Regions from separate parts of the Mus musculus genome. Here region 1 is linked to region 2. The links are chromatin loops, found by intact Hi-C in ENCODE. Cell type or tissue: heart. All regions are shown on one strand.

Region 1 (8,000 bases), 55 kb after region 2:
TGTTATACGAATACCCTACCCTGGTACCAATTTGTCTTAGTCAGGGTTTCTATTGCTGCAGTGAAACACCACAACCAAGAGGCAAGTTGAAGAGGAAAGGGTTTATTCAGCTTACACTTCCACATTGCTGTTCATCACCAAAGGAAGTCAGGACTGGAACTCACACAGGGTAGGAACCTGTAGGCAGTAGCTGGTGCAGAGGCCATGGACGAGTACTGCTTACTGGATTGCTTCCCCTCCCTTGCTCAGCTTGCTTTCTTATAGAACCCAGGACCACCAGCCCAGTAATGGCACCACTAACAATGGGCTGGATCTTCCCCAACACCCCCCGGATCACTAATTGAGAAAATACTTTACAGCTGGATCTCATGGAGACATTTCCTTAACAAAGGCTCCTTTCTCTGTGATAACTCCAGCTAGTATCAAGTTGACACACAAAACCACAGTACACAGTGTAACCCACCTGCCTATCTGTCACAGGGACTTTGAAAGGTCTCTTTTAGAGGAGCTATTAAAAGTTCTAGGGTAGCACAGAAATGAGCCAAGAAGTAAAGGGACTCGGGAATTCCTGGGACAGTCCTGGGTGGCCAGCAACACATGCTGAAGAACGGTGGGGGTAGAAGTGGGCCCTTCTGAAGAGACTCATGGCAGCATCCTCAGTACTGGGCTATTCTACCCATCAGCACCACCTAACCCTGTTGGGTGAACTGCCTCTTTGAAGCCTGGACAATGCATTTTCCTGGGGACTTCTCTTATTTCTTGTAAAGTCATGACTGCTCATTCTGAGATTGGTTGGTTGAGATAAGGGCATCTTACTGCATTGCCCAGGTCTCATACTCCTGAGTGTAAACTACCTGCACTACAGGCATATGCCACCACAGCCAGCTTTTTTTCCTTCTAATGGAATATTTCCAACATGTCTAAGAGAAAACAGGGCTAGAGAGATGATTCAGTAAGAGCACGTAACGTGCAAACATGAAAATCTGAATTTAAATCTACAACATACACATAAAAAAGGCAGGCTTGCTGTGCATTTCTGTAACCCCAGCACAGTAAAGCAGAGAGAGGTGGATCCTGGAAGATGCTTGATCCGTCAAGGGCAAGCTTCAGATTCAGTGAGAGAGCCTGTCTCAAGGCAAATAGGCAAGAGTAAAATTTGACCTCCAACATGTGCATGTGCTTGTGTGTATGAACCCACACACTCACATGCATGGATCTCTCTCTCTCTCTCTCTTTCTCTCTCTCTCTCTCTCTCTCTCTCTCTCACACACACACACACACACACACACACACATTCCTTGTATCTATCAGACTTCAATGATGGCCAATTAATGCTCCATCCCGTTTACCTTGGACCCATGCACACTTTCCTGATCCCATGGGCCACTCTGAAGTAAACCCTAGTTGGCATGCCCACTATTTGAATTTCAGCATGGATCTCAAAGGACTCTTTGCAAAATTGTAACCTTGATCATGTCGGTCACTGCCCAGAAAGCCACTCAGGCACTTCAGACACTTCATCACCTCTCACATTCCCCAGATGCCTGGTAAAGAGTGCTCTCAAAATTCCTTGCCTGAAGGAGATAGGAATAATATTTACCCTCTTCCCCCCCAAGGACATAAGGACAAACCAAAGTATGATTTCACCCTTAGGCTTCCTGGGGAGCCAATGAGTTTATTGGGCTTATTTACAGAGTATGGATGACTCCAAAACAGTGACACCTGAAGGCCTTCACCTAGTATGGATGATGGCTTCCTCACTGCACATGCGTGGAGTTATCACCTCCCTTCATAGTCTTCCTCGAGACTCTTAAGGTCAGCTGCAGTTAGGACAGAATTGTGTGCAAATGCGTTGAGTAGCTGGATACTCAGGTGAGGGGCAATGACTCTTCCCACCCCCATCTTCTAAGAGGAGGTGCCAACAGTTCACAAGTTGGGTGGTTGTTTCACAGCTGATACAATTAGGATGGTGGCAGTTTGAGAAGATGGCACATTACAGGAGCCTTTAAAATGAGGTTTGCAAATGTTCTTTACAGTGAGTCATTGGTTTGGTTAGAGGCATCTGCAAGAAAAGCCGGGCAAATGGTATACTGTATGACACACTACAGCCTCCCAGACAAGATTTATTTATTTGTTTTCTTTTGGGGAGGAGTTGCAAGGACAGAGGGTGGATATGGAGGGATGGGGAGATTAGTGGGATTAGGGTGCATGGTGTGAAATTCACAAAGAATCAATAAAAAAAAGTGGTTTGCTTGTTTGCATCCGCAGCCAAATCAAATTCACCAATTGCTGTTGGTTAGCATCTCTTTCCATTGTCTTCTAATTTAAACACCCCTCTTTCAAATCTTCTTTTGAAATCTTCTTTTCCTTGAATTTTTTTTTCTGTATATAAATTAGATTGCCCTGTGAAATCCCCCAATCTGGACTGTGCTCATCACGTCTACGCTTCAGTGACTTGCCATGTCCCTGTTTGTGGTAGTAAGGTCTAGCACCTCCATCAGGTTCAAATAAACACGGTCTACTTTTGTTGGTGGGGTTGGAAGTACCTAAGGTGTGGTTGAGTCTCCCATAACATCACAAGCCGCTGATGCTGGATGCCTGGTGGTTCTTCAGTGGGAACATGACGTCATTTGTCTCATTCCCCCACCCATGGATGATCTGTAAAGCTTCTCCAAAGGGGACCTTCTTTCAGTAGCCATTTTGTGACACTGAAGTCCAGTTCACAAAAAAAATCAACTTGCCCAGCTTGCCCAGCACCAGTCCTGGCGGGGTGGGGGGGTGGGGGTGGGGGGGTGGGGGGTGGGAGGGTAGGTAGGGGCTGGGGTGCTGAGGCCCAGGTGCTTGTCATCGGAGCTCCTTCTCCATGTCCCCAGGGTTAAGCTCATCCCACTTCCACAGCAGCCGTGGAAAGGTTAAAGGAGATCCTGCACAGCATGCAAGCACTCTGTAGGCTGAATGGCGGTCCTTATCTTCACTTATTTCCTAAAAGGCACCCAGTAGGCTTGCCTGGAGGATCGTGGGCGGGACTAGGCTGTCATCACTTGTTTGACAAGAGGCTCAAGGCAGTTATTGGTGGAGCTGTTTCCAAGGCGAGCCCTGGCACCACACAGCACAGTTTCTTCGTGCTTGCTACAATTACCTACAATCTGCTCAGCACAGAAGATGCATGGGATCCAAGCAAGGCAACACCACGGTCATCTGTAACTAAGACAGTCCCCAAACAACACCAGGAGGAAGACGGGGCTTAGAAGTCCTCTTTAAGTGCACATGTAGTCCCAAACGTCCTTTCTCAGGCATACGTGGTAGTGCATACCTATAATCCTAACAGAAGGCTGAGGCAGGAGGATTAGCCTGGGGTGCACGGTGAGGCCAAGGCCAGCCTGAATAACTCTGAAAAAAAAAGTGGGGGGAGGGGCCTCTGGGTTTGATTCCCAGCTTTATGAACGTACATGCATACACGCATGCGTACACAGACACACAGCCGCACACACCACAGACAAAACGTTCTTCATCTGGAAACTCTTATTAGACTTTTATTAAGAATCTGCTCACTTTACTCTTTGTCTGGTTTGGGTGAGTCTGTAAATTAATTTAACCTATTGTCAGAACAGTCAGTTGTTCCTTTATAACCATGAGAATAGTGGAAAGCTTTTAAAAACTACTTGCAGATTTAGAGCCTAAAGGCATCTTTCTCAAAATTGGCTCTGAGTTTGACTTCTGGATTTCTGTACATATTAAATCTTTATATTGTCTTTTACATCCTTGTAATGGTCTCTGCTTCACAGAGGATCCTTAAAGCTTTGGTTGGTAAAAGCAAGAGGCCATTTGTAAGTCAGTGTCAATCTGCACAAAGGTAAATCTCATTTTAGTAGCTCCACACTAGAAGCTGAGTTTCCAAGATTGTCAGGAGTCTTTGATGGGAAGCACTTAATTCAAAAGAGGGACTCCACATGATGGCGTAGTGTGGCCTGTAGGGAGCAGACAGTTCTCATATGGGACACAGCCAGGGGCTTCTTCTTCCCCTGTAAGACCTAGGGATGAAATGGGGTACCATCTCCTCTCTGCACTCAGATCAAATGCTCAAACTGTGGGGCAAGGGAACCTAGTGGCTGCACAGTCGTGAGAAGGTGGCTTCACATATCCAAGCCTTCCTTTCCTCCACTGTAAAGTGAAAGTCAAAAGGAACCATGTAGACCCATGCCTGTAATCCCAGCACTCAGGAGCAAATAAACAAGCAAACAAATAGCTGTTGCTAATGAGGATCAAATGAGACGAGCTGGAAAAAGCACTGGGTGCCATATACAATGCATTTTAAGGACTCATTCATTGTTCACTGTTGCTTTATTATAGCTACTAATTTGGTTCTGGTCGTAGGTATCACGATTTTTGTTTGGCACAGTATTTCTTTGGAATATTACCCGACAATAAAAAGGAGCAGGCACTAGCTAGACAGAACTAAATGGCCGTACATTTCAGTGAAGAAAGTCAGCCTCCGAGAGCCACATCAGTCACTCCTCAACATTTTAGCTAAGATGTCACGTCGGAGCAAAGGTCCACTGCATATTTAAATTCATTTATATAACGTTCTTAAAATGACAAAATTAGAGATGAAGCCCAGATTAGTGGTTGCCAGGGCAACATTAGGAATGATGGGAGGGAAACGTATGGCTTTAGATGGTAGCAGAGAGGACAAGCTGTCTTTGAAATAACTTGGAAACTTCCTTGCCATGGTGGGCGCAGGACCCTGCACATGCCATAAGGGAGAAAAGCGTGTGCCCATCTTGTAAGATGTCAGTTTTCTACTCCATTCTGCGTTGTCACTGTGCAATATAGCCACGGGGGAGGGGTCAGGAGACATAGAACCATCGCATTTCTTGCATCCTCTTTGCAACTTCCTGTGAATCTAAACTCATTTCAAAATAAACTTCAAAATAAGAAACGTGTAAAATCTACACTCATTTCAAAAATTGTTTTTACTTATGAAATCAAAATATAGTACACAGCCGAGTCAAACAGTATGATAGGCTAGCATTTCCATCTTTGGCTAACATTGTTCCCCTTAGATATAAAAACTGCATCATTTAATTTGCTTTGCAATTTACCTATTATTAATTCCTCCCGTACAATGTCAGAACTCTAAGCCCCCTTCGATGCAGGTAATCACATTAGATTTTTAATTAGTGGCATCTCTCCTGGAACTGCCCTCAGTCTAGTACCAATCTGACTTGCAGCTATCTGGGTTCCTTCTGGAAACATCCATGTCTGAAAGACTCTGGTAACCAACTGTATGTAACAAAATCTTACGGGGGCTTAGGGGGGCTGTTTACAGGGCACTGAGATTCCAGAAGATTCTTCTTCTCGTAGCTTGAACACGTGTGGCTGGGTCTCTGATCTCCAACTGGCACTGTCTCTGGGGTGCTACCCGGAGACCCAACAGTGACCCCTTTCACCCTAAGTGTGCTTGTGAGAAGGGGCCTGTGTGGGTGTTTGTTTTGCTTAGGGATCTAACCCAGAGCTTTGCCTGTGTTGAGCTCCATGAGCTCGGTCCTCAGCCTCTGTAACTTAATCTTTACCATCCCTTTTGCAGCAGGGCAGGGCTGGCCTCCAGATTCTCGTGGGGAAAGGGGACTAGGGACCTTCTGAGTCCAAAGCTGACAGGCGGCAGAACAGAGACCACAGCAGTGGTCTGGTCCCAGAACCACTATTTAACGGACAAGCCACTCCGTTTCATCACTAAATTTAACCTTGTCTGGATTCTCTCACATCTCTTTAGATCAAGGAGTCTCTTATCTCCTTCACAGACAGGAACTACTTTACGGTGACCTTCTCCAGGGCACTAGAAAGGGCGACGGAAAAAAACTCCTCAAAACAGGGTAAAGGGGAGGGAGAAGACATGTTTAAAAGAAGAAGCGATGGGTCCCTAAGGGAGGAGCTAGAGAAAGGACCCAAGGAGCTAGAGAAAGGCCCCAAGGAGCTAGAGAAAGGACCCAAGGAGCTGAAAGGGTCTGCAGCCCCATAGGAGGAACAACAGTATAAACCAAACAGAGCTCCCAGGGACCAAATCACCAACCAAAGAGTACACAGGAGGGACCCATGGCTCCAGCTGCTTATGTAGCAGAGGATGACCTTGTGGGACATCAATGGGAGGAGAGGCCCGGTCCTGTGAAGGTTCTATGCCCTAGTGTAGGGGAATGCCAGGGCCAGGAAGCGGGTGTGGGTGGGTTGGTGAGCAGGGGGAGAGGCAATGGGATGGGGGTTTTTTTCAGAGGGGAAACAAAGGGGATAACATTTGAAATGTAAATAAAGAAAATATCTAACTAAAAAAAAAGAGTAGAAGCAACAGGGTGAGTTGAATCTTCAGAAGGGACAGGTCCTGGCGTACTCCAGTTTCTCTCAGAAGGGGGCATGACTCCTATGTGTCCCCTTTGGCCCCAGAAGAGTGATACCCCCCCCACCTCCCACCCCCAACATATGCACACATACACGCTTCCCCACTCCTTCCGCCAGCGCCACAACCACGCAGTGGCAGCCAGATACTACTCCTTTCAGACTCAGAGGAGCTGGGTGGACTCTCGAAGCTTGAGTCTTTGTAACAAATACTAATAACTAGAAAAGCCGTATCAGGTGGAAAGGAGTCCATTTGCCTCAGAATTTCTGAGGTAAAATCCACCAGATCTTTAACCATGGAGCAATTGGTGGGTTTTCTGCTGCAAATCTTTTTTTTTTTTTCCCGTCAGGATGTTGCTCCTGGTAAAAACAAAAATGTATTGAACAGCTCCCCGCCCCCCACCACCACCCCCATACACACCCTTGGTTCCTTGGCTGGCTTTGCCTAATGCTCAAGACAAAGTTATTGATGACATTTCCGGTAAATCATTTTCTGTCTCCTACAATCTTTCAAGGTTCTTGAGTATATTAAAAACACTCCCCAAGAACATTATAAGAAAAATGATCTCCTATGGTACAGCTCACCGTATAATGGGACCTCCTCCCTCTTTTCCATCCGGTAGTCCCTCTTAACAAAATGTCACGGTTTAAGTGCAGAAATCTCAGACAATCTTGTGGCAAACTAAAGTGCTTTGAATTCGCTCATCTGATTTAAAGAAGGAGTCTGAGTAACTCACAGAAAAGCCTTCCTTCAAGATGCGGTATGTTTCTTTAAGTGGATAACAGACCCCACAAATGCTTAATCAATTTCTTTCACCATGGGTCTGGAGCTAGGACGCAGCCATGGGAATAGTATGTTGCTCTAAGAACCTGGGTTCAAATTCCAACACCAAATCAGCAGCTCACAATTGCCTTTAACTGCAGCGCCAGGGGACTGAAACCTCTCTCTGGCCTCCAAGGACAATACAGTCACATGCACAGATGTCACATGCACAGATGTGATGTGAACTTTTTTTTTTTAATGCAAATCTTTGTGTTTTCATAAGACAAGGAGAGCCTGGGTTTGTTTCGATGGCAGAACACTTCCCAGAATCAGTTACCTCAAACAGAGGCCTAGAAATCCTTGTTCCTCTCCTCCCCCCACACCCCCACTCTGTATAGCTAAATTGTTAATTTTTATTATAAAGCCCAAGAAGTCAGAGTCTCCGGGCACTGGTGCGGTGACTCACAGGGACAGGGAACTGTTCATGCTTTTTCAAATCTACTTTTGGTACCAAAAGTTCTCTCCTTGAGGATAGAATAATGTGTCTAAATTAAGAGACCCTGGCATATTTTTCACAATAACACAAAATTCATTCCCTCTCTCCCCTTCCTCCCCAGCCTTCCCCTCCCTGCCTCAGAGGATCTTGGGCTGAGGCGGGTTCCTCTCGGCTCCTTTTCTAAAGATCACAAAACAGGGATTTCCTGGTATTCAGTTTGCTTTCTCCCCATATTTTTCTTTTCTTCTTTTTTTTTAAAGTCCTTTTCTCTGTAAGGATATGTAAAGCAACTCTAAATTGGGATTGCCTCCATGAAGGCCAGGATGGGCAGGAGGGGACTTTTATCTTCACCCC
Region 2 (8,000 bases):
GACTGGACAGTTTCTTGATGCCAACATGGGCGTCCATTTCATCTTCACACTCTTAAAAACATTCCTAAGATGCTCAGTGAATCTGACTTGGATGGCGTTCCACATACCTCCTTCCCCAGTTTCTTTTCTGAGCCGCACTTGAAAGGCTCATCCTGGATCAGCCTCTGAGCGCCCTTCCTGCTGGGCACCTCATCAAGGCATCAGAACAACAAGCTTCACAGTGGACTAGGCCTCTGTCCTATTTTCTTTGAAGACTTTCTTTCCTTCTCCTTTTCATCTGGCTGCACACAGCCCATGTGGATATTAATTTGCACTGAACTCTGGTTAAATTTTAAATGTGCCTCCAAATTTACATTCTAGGCGAAGAGCCACAAATTTGAATATTGAAACTCATTAAATAATTAATTTTTCTAGGATTCCTTCCACTCTGAGAACAGCAAATTTCCCAAGTACATAAATATGAGCTCAGAGCTTAGAAATTAAGGCAGATGATGTGTGTACAATTTCAGTGCAGAGCTAGAGGAAAGCGTGCATTCTGTTCTTTAAATTACAATTTATTAGTCAAGGGGGTTACTAAAAAACACACTCCATAATCTAATTTCTCTTTGTACAAATTGTCAGATAGAAACCAAATCTTCCAGTTATTGCTTCAGAATGTTTCAGTCCCCAGAAATAGCTATAAATTAGACCCATTCACCATTGGAAAGCTCTGGGTTTTCTGCATTACAATTCTATGCAGTTTATATGTTATGCAAATTGAGCTTTTCTGAATACCATCTAATGCATTTATTCTTCTTCAAAATTAGCTAAACACCAACTTTTTTCCTGCTAAATTCATCTCCCTACAAAGACAGGTATAAGGACAATCGTCTGACGTGTGCTATGGTTTATTATTATTGCCAAAATGTATATGGCTGGACAATAGCTTTTAAAATATATATGGGTATGAGGGAGGGTGTAACTCATTTAGTAGAGTGCTTGCCAAGCACAGGAAAAGCTCTGGGTTCAGTTCTCAACAGGAAACAGGCATGGAGGAACACAGTGATACCGGCACTCCGGAGGTAGGAAGGTCAGAAGGTCAAGGCCATTCTTGGCTACACATTGAGTTTAAAGCCACCTGAAGGGAGGGAAAGAGAGCAAGTAAAAGAAAAGAAAACAAAGGAAAACAAACAAACAAACAAACAAAAACCCAAAAAGCTACAATCTGTAGGGCTACATTTCACAAAAAAATAAATTTAAAATCTGGATGATGTCCAGAGTGTGAGGAGTGAAGATTAAAGAATGAAGACTGAGGTCCATCAGCTGCCAGGCCCAGATAAGGTGGGAGGGAAGACCACTCCTCACCTCACCCCCACCCAGATGAGCCAGGGTTGAGGGCATTGGGGTGGAGAGCAAAGCTGGGCAGGGTAGCTCATGCAAATAATACCAGTGCCTTTAGGGCTGAGGCAGGAGAGCAGCCTGAGCTACAGAACTGGACCCTGTCTCAGAGGGGTTTATGTATGTCAGAGGGCAAGTGTCCTGAAAGGCAGGACCACACCAAAGTACAAGTGCTCCATTTACCTTTAGCTTTTAGGAAAAACAGACTCATTTCAGGATAGCATTTCTCATTCTCGATCACATTCAAGTTACCACTAACTGGGGTCTAATTCAGTTATACGTCCTGTGGGAAGGTAGTCAGTCCTTCTAAAGCTCTGATCTTCAGATCTACTGTTTGATGGGTAGGTGCTGCATGAAGGATTGCTTACATCATCAAACTCAGATAGGCTGAGTTCAGCAGCTGCTTCACTGAGAAGCATAAGGAACGCCTTAGTGCTGGGTAAAGACAGAAAGACGTGTGACTTTTCTCACACAACGGCAGCAGCAATGTACATGCAAAGGATTTGCCAGAGTTACTCCTGGGAAAGGGTCCCAGAGCTCCCTGAGGAAGTAATGAACCTCATTATCAACTCTCACGCTGTCACAACAATGGAAGCTGCCTTTTCAGGACTCCATGTTAAGGAGGCTTCCAGAAGAAAACCTTCTGAGAGAATTAGTACTCTAGTGCACTCAGAGAGTGCTTGGCTAGACAGAAACAGCAAAGCATGGGCATCACTGTTTTGTCCAAAGCAGTTGAAAAAAAATTTCAAGATGGAGACAATCTCTGGGGCTCTGTAGACAGAGTTCAAGACCCCAGCCCTCTGTATTAGCAACGTGAACTCTAGCCAGCTAAGTGTTTTAAACCTCAATGTCCATGTTTGTAAGATGGAGATAAGATTTACTACCCACCTCACAGAGTGGTCCAAATCTTAAGCCAGGAGCTGAAAACTGTGATTTAGAAATGTTACTTACGAGAACCATCTTGTTAGCATTCTCTCTACTCTAGGGCTGGGATGACCCATTGAACTAACTGAAGCCAATACGTCTTGCTCCCTTCGTATCCTAAGTCCTTCAGAAGAGTCCTAATTGAAGTTGTATATTAAATATCTAGGTAGGTCTATGTACATATTGGCTTCTATTTTTTTTAATGCACAAGTATTTTAACTGACACATAAAAACGTAAGCTTTATATATGTATGGAGTACCACACAACATTTTGAGACATATGAGTTGTGTAGTGTTTAAATGAGGGCAAACACTTCAGTCTACTCACCTAACATTTATGGTGAAAACATTCAAAACTCTCTCTGCCAGCTCTTTGAAATACACTATGCATTGCTGTTATCTGCAGTCACCCTACTGTGCACAGTCACCCTACTGTGCACACCAGAGCGGCTTGCTCCTGTCTAACTCTACACTCCTATTTTTACAGTGGGTTTGATTTTATAATTGGGGTAATACCTCAACACATAGACAGTGCTCTCTTGGCACTAATAAGTCTATAAAAAGGTTACGTCTCTGCTCTGTGTCTACAATTCTCTGACAGGTCTTCTTCCTGGTAATAGGTTTGCCCTTAAATCTTCCCTGGTAGATCTTGTTTTCAGAAAAGAAAGGATATTGGTGTTTAATATATATGATGGATTTTTAAAAAACAGTAACAGTCCCAAATAGATCCTGTCTCCCACCCTCACATATTTGAGCTGTTCCCTCCCACCTTGGCTCTGGACTTGGCCACTTGAGTTGGCCTATGGGATCATTATCAAATTTGACAGAAGCAGGGGCTGGACACGGACTTGCCAATTGAGCTTGACTCGTTCTTGTTGTTGAGAACTTTCTGGCAGTAGGTGAAGAAACACAAGCCAGCCTGCTGGAGAGAACAACCTAGACACCAGCCAGAACCCCCTCACCCCAACCCCCATCCACACGAGCAAAGGCATTGTAGGCTTCCAGCCCCGTCTGAGTTGCCAGCTGCCTGCAGCCGCATGAATGGCTCTGATGAAACCAGCCCCCGAATGTCCAGCTGCATCTAGCCCTCGCTGCTGACCTGCAGAATAATGAACTGATAAAACGGCTGTTGTTCTTAGCTACCAAGTGCTGGAGGGGTTTGTCAAAGCAGATAACAGATAAACTTAAATTTTATAGATACAGTAGCAGTTATTTCTGCCCTCCTGTTTATGCTTCTAGAAGAAGCTTTTGTCGCATGATAAGACATGGAGATCTGTTTGTGGAAAGTCCAGAGAGACCCACGCCTGTGGCCCTCCCCCTTTTCCTTTTAGTTGATTTTGGATAATCCAGAATAGAAGCTCTGCCTGTGAAATTTTTGAGAAGTGTAGCAGAACCGTCAGCTAAACAAAGTGAGAGTCTCTGAATAGCAAGAGAGAGATTAGCTGGCAGCAGGAATGTGCTCCACTCCTGGGAATAACTTCCTGACACCACTCTGCATATCACAGTGCCAATCCCTCGTCTTGATACTTAGCATGCACAGTCACACAGGCATACTCAGTAGTTATTGAAGAATGCCGATTTTCACCTGGTGAATGGATGTCGCTAAGTGGCTGAATAGATTCTAGAGATGCAGTTAAGGGAAATGGCTGCTAACCTATAACAAGGAAGTGGGTGGGGAATGGACTTTGAAAGACTCTGGAGAAGCTTAAAAAAATAATGAGAAACAAGAGGAATAGACACACTCAAAGCAGAGAGACTCCGATTTCTCTGTGGTTCTGGCCCACCAGGCAGGTAACAAATAACTATGAATAGTCAACTTCACTAAATAAACAAACAATGCAAACTCCTTGGAAGGAGGTCAGGTTCTCAAATTAAGGTCACCAAAATTGCCAGTGTAATATACGAGGGATGTAGAGAGATAAACTGAAATGTTCAGGATCCAATTGGGAAACCCACATTCCATTAAACACTCCTCACAGAGATCTAGAAGAACTATTTGTTAAATATTTTGTTCTAGAGGAGAGACACCGCAGAGATTTGAACTAATGCTGGGGATGACAAAGAGGATAATGGACGAGAGAGAGAGAGAGAGAGAGAGAGAGAGAGAGAGAGAGAAATGGGGGAACACTTTGGCTTCATTCTGCTTCCTCAAACAATCACAAACTAACCCCCCCCCTCCATGGGGGAATTCCTGAGATACAGGAAGACTCCCCATCATGAATAAGAATATTTAAAAATCTTAAATACCACCTAAAGTAGCAAGGCCACTGTTGGTTTTTAAGATTTATTCTTTCTTCTTATGGCAACAACCCTCCTCTCTTCACACCCTGATGCTTGGATGGAAACTGGGTCCTGTGGTTGGCATGTGACCATCATTAAGCCACTGTGAGCCACTGACATTCACTAACGAGGGTCACAGGACCCTACTAGAACCAATGGAATGCTGTTAAACGTGGGTCTGTAGGAGGCTGGGGCTGGCGCCATCATGTTGGGCTCTGTGCACTTAGATTCTGGGATGGAAGCCAAGACAGTGGTGGAAGATGGCCACGTAAGGTGGAATTTGAGCTATGAAATCAGCCTCATCTGAAACCATGCTTACCCCTCAGATGTTTTGTTTCCATAGACCAACACATTCCATTGTTGCTTAAGTCAATTGCTTTCTGTCACTTGCTATCAGGAGAGCAGTGGGGGTCATCTCTTAATGGATTTCTCATCTGTAAAAATGGGAGACATTACTAGAAGAGAGCATCTATCTTCAGCCTGTAGTTCTGATTTTAAGAGAGTGAGGTTATAATATTCTACCAGACAAATGGTTTGTCCTGGTCATCGTCAATGCAGTGAAATGCATTGAGTGCTCACATTATTTTCTTTCTTTTCTGCATAAAAGGCAAATGTATACAATTTCATCACATGCCATTTACATGTAGAAATGGACCCTTGAGTGTGATATCACCATAGAGATTGGAATCTAGGAACAGAAAAAGCAATTATAGTTGGAAAAGAACATTATCATCTTTGAAGCATCGGACCTGTGTAAACATAGTCCATACCTTTTCTAAATATTGACCAATACTGCTTTTAACTAGAGTTATGCAGGCATAAAATATCCTTGGCTTGCAAATTTTCTATTAACTTGAACATACTGGGAACACTTAACAGCAAGGCAGTACTGAAAGTGCCAAAGAAATTAATGGCTTTGTACTGGACTACTGAAACATGTCCACTAATGTTTAAAATTCCATGTCCCAGGACATCACTCATTTCTGCTGAGGAAAGCTGAAAGACCAGGAATCTGCTGGGTGAATCATCACTTTTTAAAGTCTCCTATTGAGTTTCTTTTTCTCCCTTCTCTTTCTTCTCCTGCCTGTACCCTTTACCCATGGGATTAATGGGAAAGTTGTTTATAAGACGTTGGGAAAGGATTACACAACCTAGGCTATGATTTATCATATAGGTAAAAAGAAATCCAAATGAATAAAAAAGCTATACACCTCATTAAAAATAGTCATGTGGAGTCAACACTTACAGGACCTTGAAATCCATTGTCTTCAGCATCTTTGAGAGAAACCCAGCAGCTGTGTGCACAGTTTACGAAACCGTACATCAAGGTCACACCGCAGGGCTCAGTTTTAAGCTCCCTATTCATCCTGCTCCTTGGATGATGACTTCCGGGGAAGGTAGAGCATCTGCCAGCCAGTCCTAGCACCACCACACCTGCAGATCTCAGCGTGCCTTTTGTACAGTCTCATATCACTAGAAGCCCCAGTGTATATTGTATTCATTACAAAAACTGGGAAATGGCTTTTCACATGAGTGTACATATTTAATGTCTTATTTACACGCTTAGCCAGAATGATCGGCTTCTTCCTCCACAAATATTTGTTAAGTACCTACCATGTGCTGGGCACCAAGACATGCCCAAGAGAAGTACTTGCTTGCTTTGCAACATCTCCTTGTTAGTGCTTCTGGATTATCACCTCTGTGACTCTTCTCATTCCTCCCTCCACTCAAAGAGAATGACTACAGCAGTGGCAATGGCTTTCACACTCGTTCTCAACCTTGGTGAAGAGGAGGTCTCTCAACATAGACTAGTCCTAAGGTTTGGGTGTGGCTCACTGGTGGAATACCTGTGCAGCATGCCCTGAGCTCCATCCCCCAAACTGCAAATAATAGTAACTATAATGAAACTGATCCTCTATCCTTGTCCTCATTCACCATATCCAGATATGTACCATATCCAAGTGTTTATTCCCCTTCTTAACATATCAAAAACAACAGCCCTTTCTGTCCCCATTATCCTAACTTTTGTCCACACCCTCAACATCTCTCGGCAAGTCTCCTTCTGCCTCCAAATACAATTTACTTACATGCTACTGTCAGAGCTCTCCTCCTCCCTCTGTCCTCCCCCTCCCTCTCCTCCCCCTCCTCTTCCCCATATCCCTCTCCCCTCCTCCTCCTCCTCCTCCTCCTCCTCCTCCCCCCATCATGGGTCTCTGTGTGCATGCAGGTGTCCACAGAGGCCAGAAGAGGACATCTGACCCTCTAGAGTTAGAATTATAGGCAGCCGTAGACCACCTGACTTGTGTGCTGGGATGTAAATGTCAGTCGTTGGCAAGAACAGCATGCTTTCTTAATTGCTGAGTCATCTCTCCAGTCCCCTGGTTAAATTTCTAAAATCTAAACCTAGGTCATGACCTCTTACAGCTCCCCTTCCCACCCCCACACTTGTGGATTCCTACCTGTCTTATAGGATCAATTCCCATCTCTTCTGCATGACCAGGTCTTTAGAACCTTAACTCTGCCTGTCTTTCCAGCCTATTCTGGTTCTTAGTCACATGTGTTGCTCATCCACACACCTCACACATAGCACATGTGCCTTTCGGCCTTTGGACATGGCATTCTCAGTACTGACCACCTTCTCTGTCCAGAGAGCTATTTTTAACATGTCTTCTAAGAAGGCCTTCCTTGTTCTGGACAAGCATAGATTGTTTAATATCCAATTGTGATGATTTGTTTGCATAGTGACCTATACCATTAGTCTGTGGGCTCATTCACATACCTTGATCATCTCAGTGTTACAGTAGATATGAGGTGGTGTGTTGGAGAGAAAGAAATATAAGGCCAATTTTCTATTCACCGCTCCTGCCAGAAAGGTGAGATAAGATAGCATATTATTTGTGAATAATTAGCAAGATAAGTGGGATATTAGCCAGAGGCTGCTGATGTTCCAGTCTCGCTGACTTAAAAGGACAAATGCTCTGGTTTAGAGAATCAAGGAGGAGGAATTGGCCTTGATCTTGGAGAGTTGTCATTCACTAAGGGGAATAGAAGAAGGACGTGAAGGAAAAAGAGAGGCTTACTATATAGCTGAAGTCCAAAGGCAGAAAACCTACGATACATGCAAGGCTGAGACAGGGCTGGGCAGAAGCATGGGACCAAGAGTCAGAACATGGGCATGGCCCCACAAACAACTGAACATTTTTGATACAGGAAGAACTGTAGAAATGGTATTTCAGGATTAATTAGATGGTATTGAAATGGATCAAAGGTAGAAAAACAAATTAGGAAGCTATTGAACAATCCATGCTTGAGGAGATGGAGTCTTATCCACAGTATTGACAAAGGAATTAGAAGGGAAGATGCGAAGAGCCTGAGGATGGAGTTGGACAGCCAGGGGGACTCTTCAGCCAGAACGGAAA

Evidence for each region. A loop is a pair of places that touch in the nucleus more often than their neighbours do. Peaks named below come from ENCODE experiments on the same cell type or tissue, not always from the same donor. Only the 100,000 strongest peaks of a DNase experiment are listed, where the experiment ranks them.
Region 1: it touches region 2 in a loop (3-fold over the local background); 5 of 42 quality-filtered maps call a loop at or near these places.

The regions. Positions count from the first base shown.
Region 1 is chr3:104,371,045-104,379,044 of GRCm38, forward strand. No RefSeq gene overlaps it. Among named protein-coding and RNA genes, the nearest start is that of Gm5546, 15 kb to the left of the region's middle. In heart, no CTCF peak of the experiment used is centred here; DNase peaks (open chromatin) are centred at 1,537 and 3,037; H3K27ac peaks cover 6,292 bases.
Region 2 is chr3:104,315,850-104,323,849 of GRCm38, forward strand. No RefSeq gene overlaps it. Among named protein-coding and RNA genes, the nearest start is that of Gm5546, 40 kb to the right of the region's middle. In heart, no CTCF peak of the experiment used is centred here; DNase peaks (open chromatin) are centred at 3,242 and 4,782; H3K4me3 peaks cover 945 bases; H3K27ac peaks cover 4,077 bases.